Regions from separate parts of the Homo sapiens genome. Here region 2 is linked to region 1. Evidence: read pairs that join two places in POLR2A ChIA-PET (ENCODE). Cell type or tissue: GM12878. All regions are shown on one strand.

Region 1 (5,000 bases):
AAGCTTTTGCATCAAAGCAGGTTGGAATAAAAATGCACAGCCCAGATGATTTCAGAATGATCCTAAAGGGAGGAAGAAAATACTCTGAAGGCAAGTAAAGAATAAAATGTTGCGAGTAAATTTACCCAAGTATGAAACTGCATTCACTGCTTGCTTATGATGTGCCGGTCACTGTGCTAGTGCTGCCATTATAATGAAGGTGGGGTTTGGGCTATAAATGGTGAGAGGGAGAGAAAAATTAAGTCATCCTTAAATATGTCGAGAGGACAGTGAATGAATGAAGCAGAAGACAGGGTAGAGAAAAGCAGGTAAAAGTGAGAATAAATTACTAAATCTAAGCTTTGTCTTAGTATTTGGTTCCTAACTCATTCTGACCAGGATTTCTGAGCAACACAATCAGCTATATGGTACAACACCCTAGGAGAATCCAATACTTCTGTCTCACAGCGGTTGTTACATGTAATGACATAATTGTACAAAGAGAGAAATGGAGGGAAGTTTAACTGGTATTATTATTATTATTATTACTATTATTATTTTCTGAGACAGAGCCTCGCTCTGTCACCCAGGCTGCAGTGCAGTGGCATGATCTCAGCTCGCTGCAACCTACGCCTCCTTGATTCAAGCAGTTCTCCTGCCTCAGGCTCCTGAGTAGCTAGGACTACAGGTGTGCGCCACCATGCTTGGCTAATTTTTGTATTTTTAGGAGAGACGAGGTTTCATCATGTTGGCCAGGCTGGTCTCGAACTCCTGACCTCGTGATCCACCCGCCTTGGCCTCCCAAAGTGCTGAGATTACAGGCGTGAGCCACCACGTCCTGCCTCATTAGTGTTATTATTTCCAAAGGCTGCAACATTGAAAATGCAATAGCAGTTTTCTTGTACATTTACCTGAAACACTAATGTCTGACATCATTTTGATGGGAGTAGGAGTTGGGGGCTTACACATATATTGCTTTGCCAACATATGCAAATGTTTGGAAAGTCTTCCACATTTAAAGGAGGAAAAAAATACAACATAAATTGTAGTCAAGGGAAAAACAGACCATTGTTTGGTTTTCCATCTTCCCTGGGGAGCAGCTGCTGATTTCACTCTAATTTTAGCTGCTATTGCTTTGAGCTAAACTTTCCATTTTTATTAAAAAAAAAAACAAAAAAAAAAACTTTGAGTCTAGAGGATTACAAGCGCCTGTGCTTTTGATTTTTAATAAAAAGCGAGCATTTACCTCTGAACAGTAGCAGCAAGAAAGGGAATTAAACCTGAGGCTAGTGAGCTGACCTTTAGAGAGGTGCCGATCCAGAGGGATATGCAGAATTTAACACACATCCCTTTTCTTTCTCATGTACACACTCTCCAGCTAGTGTTCTTTTTCATATATTTATTTAACTGGGAAAATTGGTGATATTTAAAAAATTTATTATTCATTCATGTTTGTGTTTGATGTATTAGCTAGGTGACTAAAGCCCCTCTAAGTGTTACATAGGCTAGTATGATTAGATTTCCGTATATAATATGAATGCTGATGGTGCTGATTTAAGGTACGGAATAGAAAGAGAAATCATGTAACTATCTGTATACAAGATACTACTGAATGGGGAATCTGGGGTGATGCCTGACGTAGTGAAACTAATCACTCCAACACAGCTGACAAAACACTGCTTTCAACTGGGAATATGTATACCCAAATTGCAGGAAAATCTCATTTTTTAATCTGTTAACTTTTTTATAGAGGAAAGGAAGCATAGTAAATTTAGTTTAATTTGCATTTGACTTTTTGGTAAAACAAGTATATTTCTGTGGCATTAAATAAATACCACTGTTTAAAGAGAAATGGTTGATGATCCATGAATTCAGTTTACTAATTACTGTTTGCATTATTCCCCTACTTCTCCCAGTAATCCCCACCCCCCCAATTCTATACAACACTATTTTGCCTCACTAAAGGAAGCCATCGATAACTAGCTTAGAATGTAAAATGTTGAGGCTCTTGAAGTGGGCCTTTCACTTCTTTTATTTTTTTCATTCTCTACTCCTGCTTCTTGTGGAAAGAGTGTCAGCCTGATAGAATAGAGGTTGGGAGTTCATGTTTCTGTTAGAAATCTCTCATAGTTTTAATTCTCTCTGTCAAATGGATCACTACTCTTACAGCATTTAATTAGCTTTATCATCCAAAAACTTCTACTTTCAGAGAAAATACTTAAAGAGGCCTTGGTTACAGTATCCAAATATAATATATTGTATTGATTTTTGTTTTTATGAATTTTGCCTTCATGTGGGTATTGGTGTTAATTAGATGTTTACATTGAATGCTAGCTGCGTTATGTTTAATTACCTCTGTTATTTAACTTTTCTTGTAATTTTAAGTTAGTTAAAATTGTAACCATGGGATAATAGAAACCTCTCTTGGAGCTAATTAGATGACTAAAGATCATTTGTAAAGGTCAGGCTGACAGTTGGCTTGGGACAAGTGAGAGGCTTACTGAGTAGTGAATGGCAGTAAGGAGATATACTCTGTGTAGACTTAGAGAATGTCAGACTGGAAGGACATCAGAGATGGTTGTGCCCAACCCTTTTCTCCTCCTGGTGTGGAGACTAACTGGAGCACACTAGCTGCTACATCTCTCTGTGACTTACTGTGAAATCTTTAAATGAATGATTTAATTTCTTAATGTCTGGCTCATACAATCTATTACTAAACTCCAACTTTCGACTAATGTGATGTAGATTGTCTAAGGAACTTAAAAGACATGACACACTTTGCCATGATCAGAGATAAGAGTGCACGTTGTATTACTAAAATTTTTTTTTTTTTTTTTTTTGAGATGGAGTCTCACTCCATCACTCAGGCTGGAGTGCAGTGGCACGATCTTGGCTCACTGCAACCTCCGCCTCCAGGGTTCAAGCAATTTTCCTGCCTCAGCCTCCTGAGTAGCTGGGATTACAGGCACCCACCACCACGCCTGGCTAATTTTTCTACTTTTAGTAGAGATAGGGTTTCACCATGTTGGCCAGGCTGGTCTCGAACTCCTGACCTCAAGTGATCCGCCTACCTCAGCCTCCCAAAGTGTTGGGATTACAGCCGTGAGCCACCGCGCCCGGCCTTATTACTGATTTTATATAAGACATTTGAATTAATTGGTTAAATGAAGAGACTTCTGGCCTTTTAAATGGATTTTTGATCCAATCGCTCACTTAGAAACCTCTTTTCTTGCTACTAATTAAAAACAAAAATCATGAACTATAACTACTGCCCCCAGTTTCCCCCTTAACATCATGCAGATGAGATTGGGCTGTCTTTGGGGCCGGGCGCGGGGGCTCACGCCTGTAATCCCAGCGCTTTGGGAGGCCAAGGAGGGTGGATCACAAGGTCAGGAGATCAAGACTATCCTAGCTAACACGGTGAAACTCCGTCTCTACTGAAAATACAAAAAATTAGCCAGACGTGGTGGCGGGCGCCTGTAGTCCCAGCTACTCGGGAGGCTGAGGCAGGAGAATGGCGTGAACCCAGGAGGTGGAGCTTGCAGTGAGCCGAGATCGCGCCACTGCGCTCCAGCCTGGGAGACAGAGCGAGACTCCGTCTCAAAAAAAAAAAAAAAAAGAAAGAAAGAGATTGGGCTCTCTTTGTATTGTGTCCGGAGTTTGTTCCTTCCAGTGGGTTCTGGTCTGGCTGACTTCAAGAATTGAGCAGCAGACCTTCACAGTGAGTGTTACAGCTCTTAAAGATGGCACGAACCTAGACAGTGAGCAGCAGCAAGATTTATTGTGAAGAGCCAAACAACAAAGCTTCCACAGCGTGGAAGGGGACTCGAGTGGGTTACCTCTGGTGGCTGGGGATGGCCAACTTTATTCCTTTATTTGTCCCTGCCCTTGTCCTGCTGATTGGTCCATTTTACAGAGTGCTGATGGGTCCATTTTGCAAACCTCTAGCTAGCTGCAGAAATGTTCTTCAAAGCCCCACTCAAGCCGGGAAATCCAGCTGGCTTCACCTCTCAGTATCACTGGAACAGTACTGTTGAAAATCATCCAAAACATCTCTCTGGCCAAATTGAGTGACCTCTTTTCAGGTTTAATCCTCTTTTATTTCATTTTGGCAATAACTTTTATGCTTGACACCTCATTTTTAAAGCACTCTTACTTTCCTTACCTTTCTTTCTTTCTCTTTTTTTTTTTTTTTTTCTTTTTTTGAGATGGAGTCTTGCCCTCTCACCCAGGCTGGAGTGCAATGGCATGGTCTTAGCTCACTGCAACCTCTGCCTCCCGGGTTCAAACGATTCTCCTGCTTCAGCCTCCTGAGTAGCTGGGATTACAGGCACCCGCCATCCTGCCCAGCTAATTTCTGTATTTTTAGTAGAGACGGGGTTTCATAATGTTGGCCAGGCTGGTCTCGAACTCCTGACCTCGTGATCTACCCGCCTCGGTCTCCCAAAGTTCTGGGATTACAGGCGTGAGCCACGGCGCCCGGCCTTTTCCTTGCCTTTATATACTGCTCTATCCTAACTTTTCTCCCAACTTTCTTTTCATATATGTTCGTTTATTCAACAATCACTTATAATCACCTACCATTTGTCAGATATTTTGCTAGACATGGAGGGTACTTTGATGAATGATAACTCCTAAAACAACCTAAAAGGCATACCCAAACAGAGCCTTGTAGAGAGTATAGGGTTGTATGAAATCCTACTTGCCAATAACTACTAATGATTAGTAGTTTCAATTCAGTATCTTACTGCTTCACTAGAACCTGTGATGTTTCCCAATTATTTGAGTTGTTACATCTCAGCATTTCAACTTATCGTCAAGGCCCTGAATCAAATACACTTTTTTCACCTGTTTCTCTCTAGGTCCCACTACAGGAATTGTGGATGTCTCACTTCTGTGACTTTGTTAACATTTCTTTCTCTATCCAAAATATCACACTTGACCTTCTCTAACTATTCAAGCTGTACTTTTTGTTTTAATCCCCCTCTTTTTGAACACTTGGATTCTCATTTGAATTCAAT
Region 2 (5,000 bases), 130 kb before region 1:
GACGGGAATAAGAAGAAAACTACGGCCGGGCGCCGTGGCTCACGCCTGTAATCCCAGCAGTTTGGGATCCCAGCAGTTTGGGAGGACGAGGCGGGTGGATCACGAGATCAGGAGATCGAGACCATCCTGGCTGACACAGTGAAAACCCGTCTCTACTAAAAAAAATACAGAAAAAATTAGGCGTGGTAGCGGGCGCCTGTAGTCCCAGCTACTCGGGAGGCTGAGGCAGGAGAATGGCGTGAACCCGGGAGGCGGAGCTTGCAGTGAGCCGAGATTGAGCCACTGCACTCCAGCCTGGGCAATAAAGTGAGACTCTGTCTCAAAAAAAAAAAAAAAAAAAAAAAGAAGAAGAAAACTGCAATTCACTCTATAGCATCTTGTACCATTTGGTTTTTGTACCATATGAATACTTTCATTATTTAAATAAATATAATCAAAGAAGAGAAAAATAAAGTCCTTGGCTGGTACAAACACATTTTTTATCCTCAACATCAGTAATGAGGGAGATGTCCAAGAGTGTGGGGCTGTCACTTGAGTGACTATCAGTGGTCTTTATGGTCCTCATCACTTGCTTGGCTCATGGAATAAAAGGAGTGACAAATGATGGTAACCTGTCTGCCATTAGCAGGAGTACTGCACACAACCTTACTTAGTGTCTCCTTGCAAATGACAAGCTTTCTGATTTACAAATCTCCTTCCTTGCATATGAACATTTTGAGAAGTAAGTGCCAGGAGGAACTTGGGTAGCAATTCAATGTGCCCTTTAAATAGTAATCCTTAATACCATTACTCATGTGTAGGATTGAGTGAGAGTTTCCTGGAGAGTGAAGTTGATTTAGGGATCAGGGATCAGCTGCTGAGGCTGGCACTTGGAAAAAACAAGCCAAGCATTCACACCCCAGACCACTCAATACCAGCATTGTCTCCAATCCATCTTTCATAAAGGGGTTCCAAGAGGGGGAGGGGATGAAGGAAGGAGAGAAAATAAACCATTTTAATCCTGTAAGAGAAAGTGCAGGAAAGAGGAAAGAATGAACAAGACTTGAACACGCAAAGCCAGTTGCCAAGAATGTTTCGTTTGAAATCAACTTTGGCTTTTAATCTTAGACTCCACTGTCAAGTTTCTCCTCAGTTTCCTTCTCCCATCTTTCAGGACATTCCCCACCCTCACTCCCCACCTCAAAGCTTTCCTGTCCTCTGTCCCACTCCCCTCATTTGCAACTCTCCTTCCCACCTCCTTTTTCTTCTTTCCTCACCCCTTCCCTCTCCTTTCCTGGACTCTTTCTCCTGTTCTTTTATAACTTAAGTCCCTCTCCTTCTCCCCTCTCTCCTGAACAGTACCTCTAAGCTCCGTTCCCCCTTCTTAAGGAAATCAGCCAGGCCTCAGATGGAGCTGTCGTCCTGACAACCCAAAGGCGCATCAGGCTTTCATTGAGGCTGGCTGCTGCTGAAGGGGGCAGTTGTGCAAAGCGAGGGGCCACGTCGAGGGGAGGGCGGAGGGGATGACGTGGAGGGGCTGTTGAAAACCAGCAGGGTGGGGGGAGGGTGGGGGGGTGGGGGGGAGGTGCTGAGCTGAGAGAGCGCCAGGGACTGGGAGAAACAGGAAAGGGAGGAGGGGGAGAGAGGCTCTGGGTTGCTGCTGCTTCTGCTGCTGCTGCTGCTGTGTGGCTGTTTCTGTACACTCACTGGCAGGCTTGGTGCCGGCTCCCTCGCCCGCCCGCCCGCCAGCCTGGGAAAGTGGGTTACAGAGCGAAGGAGCTCAGCTCAGACACTGGCAGAGGAGCATCCAGTCACAGAGAGACCAAACAAGAACCCTTTCCTTTGGCTTCCTCTTCAGCTCTTCCAGAGGGCTTGCTATTTGCACTCTCTCTTTTGAAATTGTGTTGCTTTTACTTTTCACCCTTCTGCTTGGGTTTTATGAGGGCTTTGTTAAGTCTTAGAGGGAAAAGAGACTGAGCGAGGGAAAGAGAGAGGCAAAGTGGAAAGGACCATAAACTGGCAAAGCCCGCTCTGCGCTCGCTGTGGATGAAAGCCCCGTGTTGGTGAAGCCTCTCCTCGCGAGCAGCGCGCACCCCTCCAGAGCACCCCGCGGACCCGCACCTCGGCGTGGCCACCATGGTCAGGAGAGTTCAGCCGGATCGGAAACAGTTGCCACTGGTCCTACTGAGATTGCTCTGCCTTCTTCCCACAGGACTGCCTGTTCGCAGCGTGGATTTTAACCGAGGCACGGACAACATCACCGTGAGGCAGGGGGACACAGCCATCCTCAGGTAGGGCTTTCGGGCAACTTTTCTGCTGCGCGCGTCTACACGTGTGTGTGTGTGTGTGTGTGTGTTTGTGTGTGTGTGTGTGTGTGTGTCTGATCTCCTTGAACTCCAGCTCCTGATGCTGCAGGCTTGTGGTGTGTGTGTGTGTGGTGTGTGTGTGTGTGTCCCTGTTTTACTGACTGGTTGGCATTATAGCTAACAAAATTCAAGGGAATTCTGGTCCCTGTCAAGCAGCAGTGGTGTTGGTTAAATGTTGTTCGGTTCTTAGGACCTTGTTTCTCTTATCAAGGAAGCCTAACTTCACCCATGGCATTAGTGACTTCTGGGCAGTATTCTCACTATTGTAATTGCTGTGGCATTGCACTTGAGAGTTTTGTTGGGGGTCCTTAATTCTGAAAGAAAGGTTGTTGGATTATGGCTCTCAGAGAGTAGTACACAGTACTGCATTCTCCTTGCTCCTCCCGTGTCTGTGTGTGTGTGTGTGTGTTTTTCATGCCAACACACACACACACATACACACACACACACACATATCAAGGTTGTGTGTGAGGGTTTCTGATAGAAGACTTTCTGTAAGGATCTTCTAATTGACATGGAGGGCAATAAATCAATCTTAGAACTTTGGTTGGTTACTGAGCCTTTCCTGGAATGTGGATATAAATCAACACAAGATATGAAGAGCAGAAAGAAAAGGAATTTGCCAAATTGCTGATATTTAAGAGTAGGAGTGTTAAACACAGAGGTTGGGAGAGAATTAACCTGGCATAAAATGGATATTTCAAATTGATTATTGACTTCAAAGTCTTTTTTTCTGTGCAGCTCTGGCAAACTCTAAAATAATTTGAGATTGAAATTTGGAAAGAAGAGTCCCAAGTCCTTGGGAGTTTGACCCCTATCAGGTACTGTGAGCTAGAGAGACTCAAATGAGACCTAGTCATATTTTTATTTCTAAAATGCTCCAAGGTTATTTTTTGTGCTTCTCTTTTCTCTTCCTCCTCTCCACCAACTGTACCTACCCCTTGTTCTTTTTTCTAGCTTTCCTTGAATTTCTGGCAGATGCTAACAAAAAGAAAGAATCACTCTCCTTGGAGATCTTTTAAAAATCTCATTTCCTCCAAATAAAATGACCCAGTGTCAGTCTGTCTATCTAGGTAATATTGCTTGTTGTGGCAATAAAAACACAGTATACAATAGAAAATAAACCTCTAATCTGTGTGCAAGGAGCTGATAGTGCATAAACCCTGGGGCATCAGGGAGCAGTTCTCTAGCAGAGCTGCCGACAGCAGCAAAGTTTTCTTTCCTTTTCTCAGAAATAAATTTGGTTGGCTGTCACAGTGTCCTGCTTTGGGAGCTCTAGCCTTGTTAGAGACGAAAGTGTGTGTTGTGTGCCGTGCATTGCATGTGTGTGTGTTGTGTGGGTATGTGTTTCTCCAGATTGTAAAAAGTAAGAAAATGCTAATGTGTAAGCACTCCTTTCTTCATTTCCTGAGCTTTGGGTGATTACGAATCCCAAAGATCCTACTATCCAAAGCAGATTTTCCCTTCTAGCTCTTCAGCCTTATAAACCTGCATGTGTGATTTATCCACATGGAGTAATCAGATTTACAGAGTAATTTATCTGTTTGCAAAGGAATTTGGACATGGTGCAGAAAATGTTTTTGCAAACACACAAGCATGCCATTTCAATTGCTAACATTCATACTCCCTAACATCATTAACCCTTTAATGGTGAAGCACTCTATATAAATATATGCTATCCCTAGAAATTTTGTTCACTGGTTACAAGATTGAATATGAGAAAAATGAATAACTTGAATGTATATGTTTTTTATTTCAGTGTCCTTGAGCTTTGTAAGGTCTTTCTAAGTTAGCATCTCCTATACCTTAAACTACAGTTGTCTAAGAGTTAGATAAGTATAGAAATGTTAATTCAGAAGAATAAAAACATTCTTATGCTTTCATACAGAGGCAGTCTCACTGTATACATATCTATGGATGATACATATGTGCTTTTGTATGTCTATGGCGCAATAGAAACAGAGTTTTAAACATTACGCTTTAGCAGACATTACAGTGTGGAAATAGGGACTCTGAGAGAAAAAATAAACACAGAACCACTTATTCTCTGGGAAAGAAAAGACAGACAAACAGAGCATGCAAATAAGTCGCCTATGAAACACCATTTCTTTTCCAGACCTCACCTTACATGCCCTCTTTTTTATTTCCTTGCCTTGGACAAGGGTTTATTTTGGGGTTGGTGGAGCTTCATCAGAATTAACTATGGAGAGAATTCCCTTTGTCTTCTTAGCTGACCTTCTTCTCAATCTCTTTAAAACCGGTAAGCTTTCTGGGTCAGTTTCCTGGTGAAGAATGGTGCTCTTGCTTTCTGCTTATAAGGCCAGCCTGGGAAAGGTGTGTTTTCACTTTATTTGTGACATTTTACTGGGTGCATGAGCTTTCAGGGAAGGAAAGGAAGGAGAACTTGATTCATTGGAAGCCACAGTAGATGTCTGGCACCGAGAAAGTGAAATGGCTAGGAGAAAAAAATAATTCTCTTAGTGAGTTTGTGGCCCCGAATGATATGAGATGGCAACAGGAGACAAGGGAGGTTTGTAATTCTGGTAATCCAGTGACAGGAGTTTGGCTGTCTGTCCCCAAAACATTTACCTTCACTGACTTAAAGTTTTCTGTGAAACAAGAGTTTCTTTTGGGGATTGATGCTCATTTTTGTAT

What was found. ChIA-PET counts read pairs that join two places held together with the same protein. Peaks named below come from ENCODE experiments on the same cell type or tissue, not always from the same donor. Only the 100,000 strongest peaks of a DNase experiment are listed, where the experiment ranks them.
Region 2: POLR2A ChIA-PET joins it to region 1 with 20 read pairs; 2 of 35 experiments call an interaction of 5 or more read pairs at or near these places.

Annotation. Positions count from the first base shown.
Region 1 is chr3:116,315,955-116,320,954 of GRCh38, reverse strand. The region is part of intron 1 of LSAMP (limbic system associated membrane protein); the gene reads left to right. Among named protein-coding and RNA genes, the nearest start is that of LSAMP-AS1, 42 kb to the left of the region's middle. In GM12878, no CTCF peak of the experiment used is centred here; no DNase peak of the experiment used is centred here.
Region 2 is chr3:116,442,147-116,447,146 of GRCh38, reverse strand. It overlaps LSAMP (limbic system associated membrane protein), which reads left to right and starts at 1,660. Exons shown (of 7, transcript NM_002338.5): 1 at 1,660-2,270. The coding sequence starts at 2,116. In GM12878, no CTCF peak of the experiment used is centred here; no DNase peak of the experiment used is centred here; H3K27me3 peaks cover 433 bases.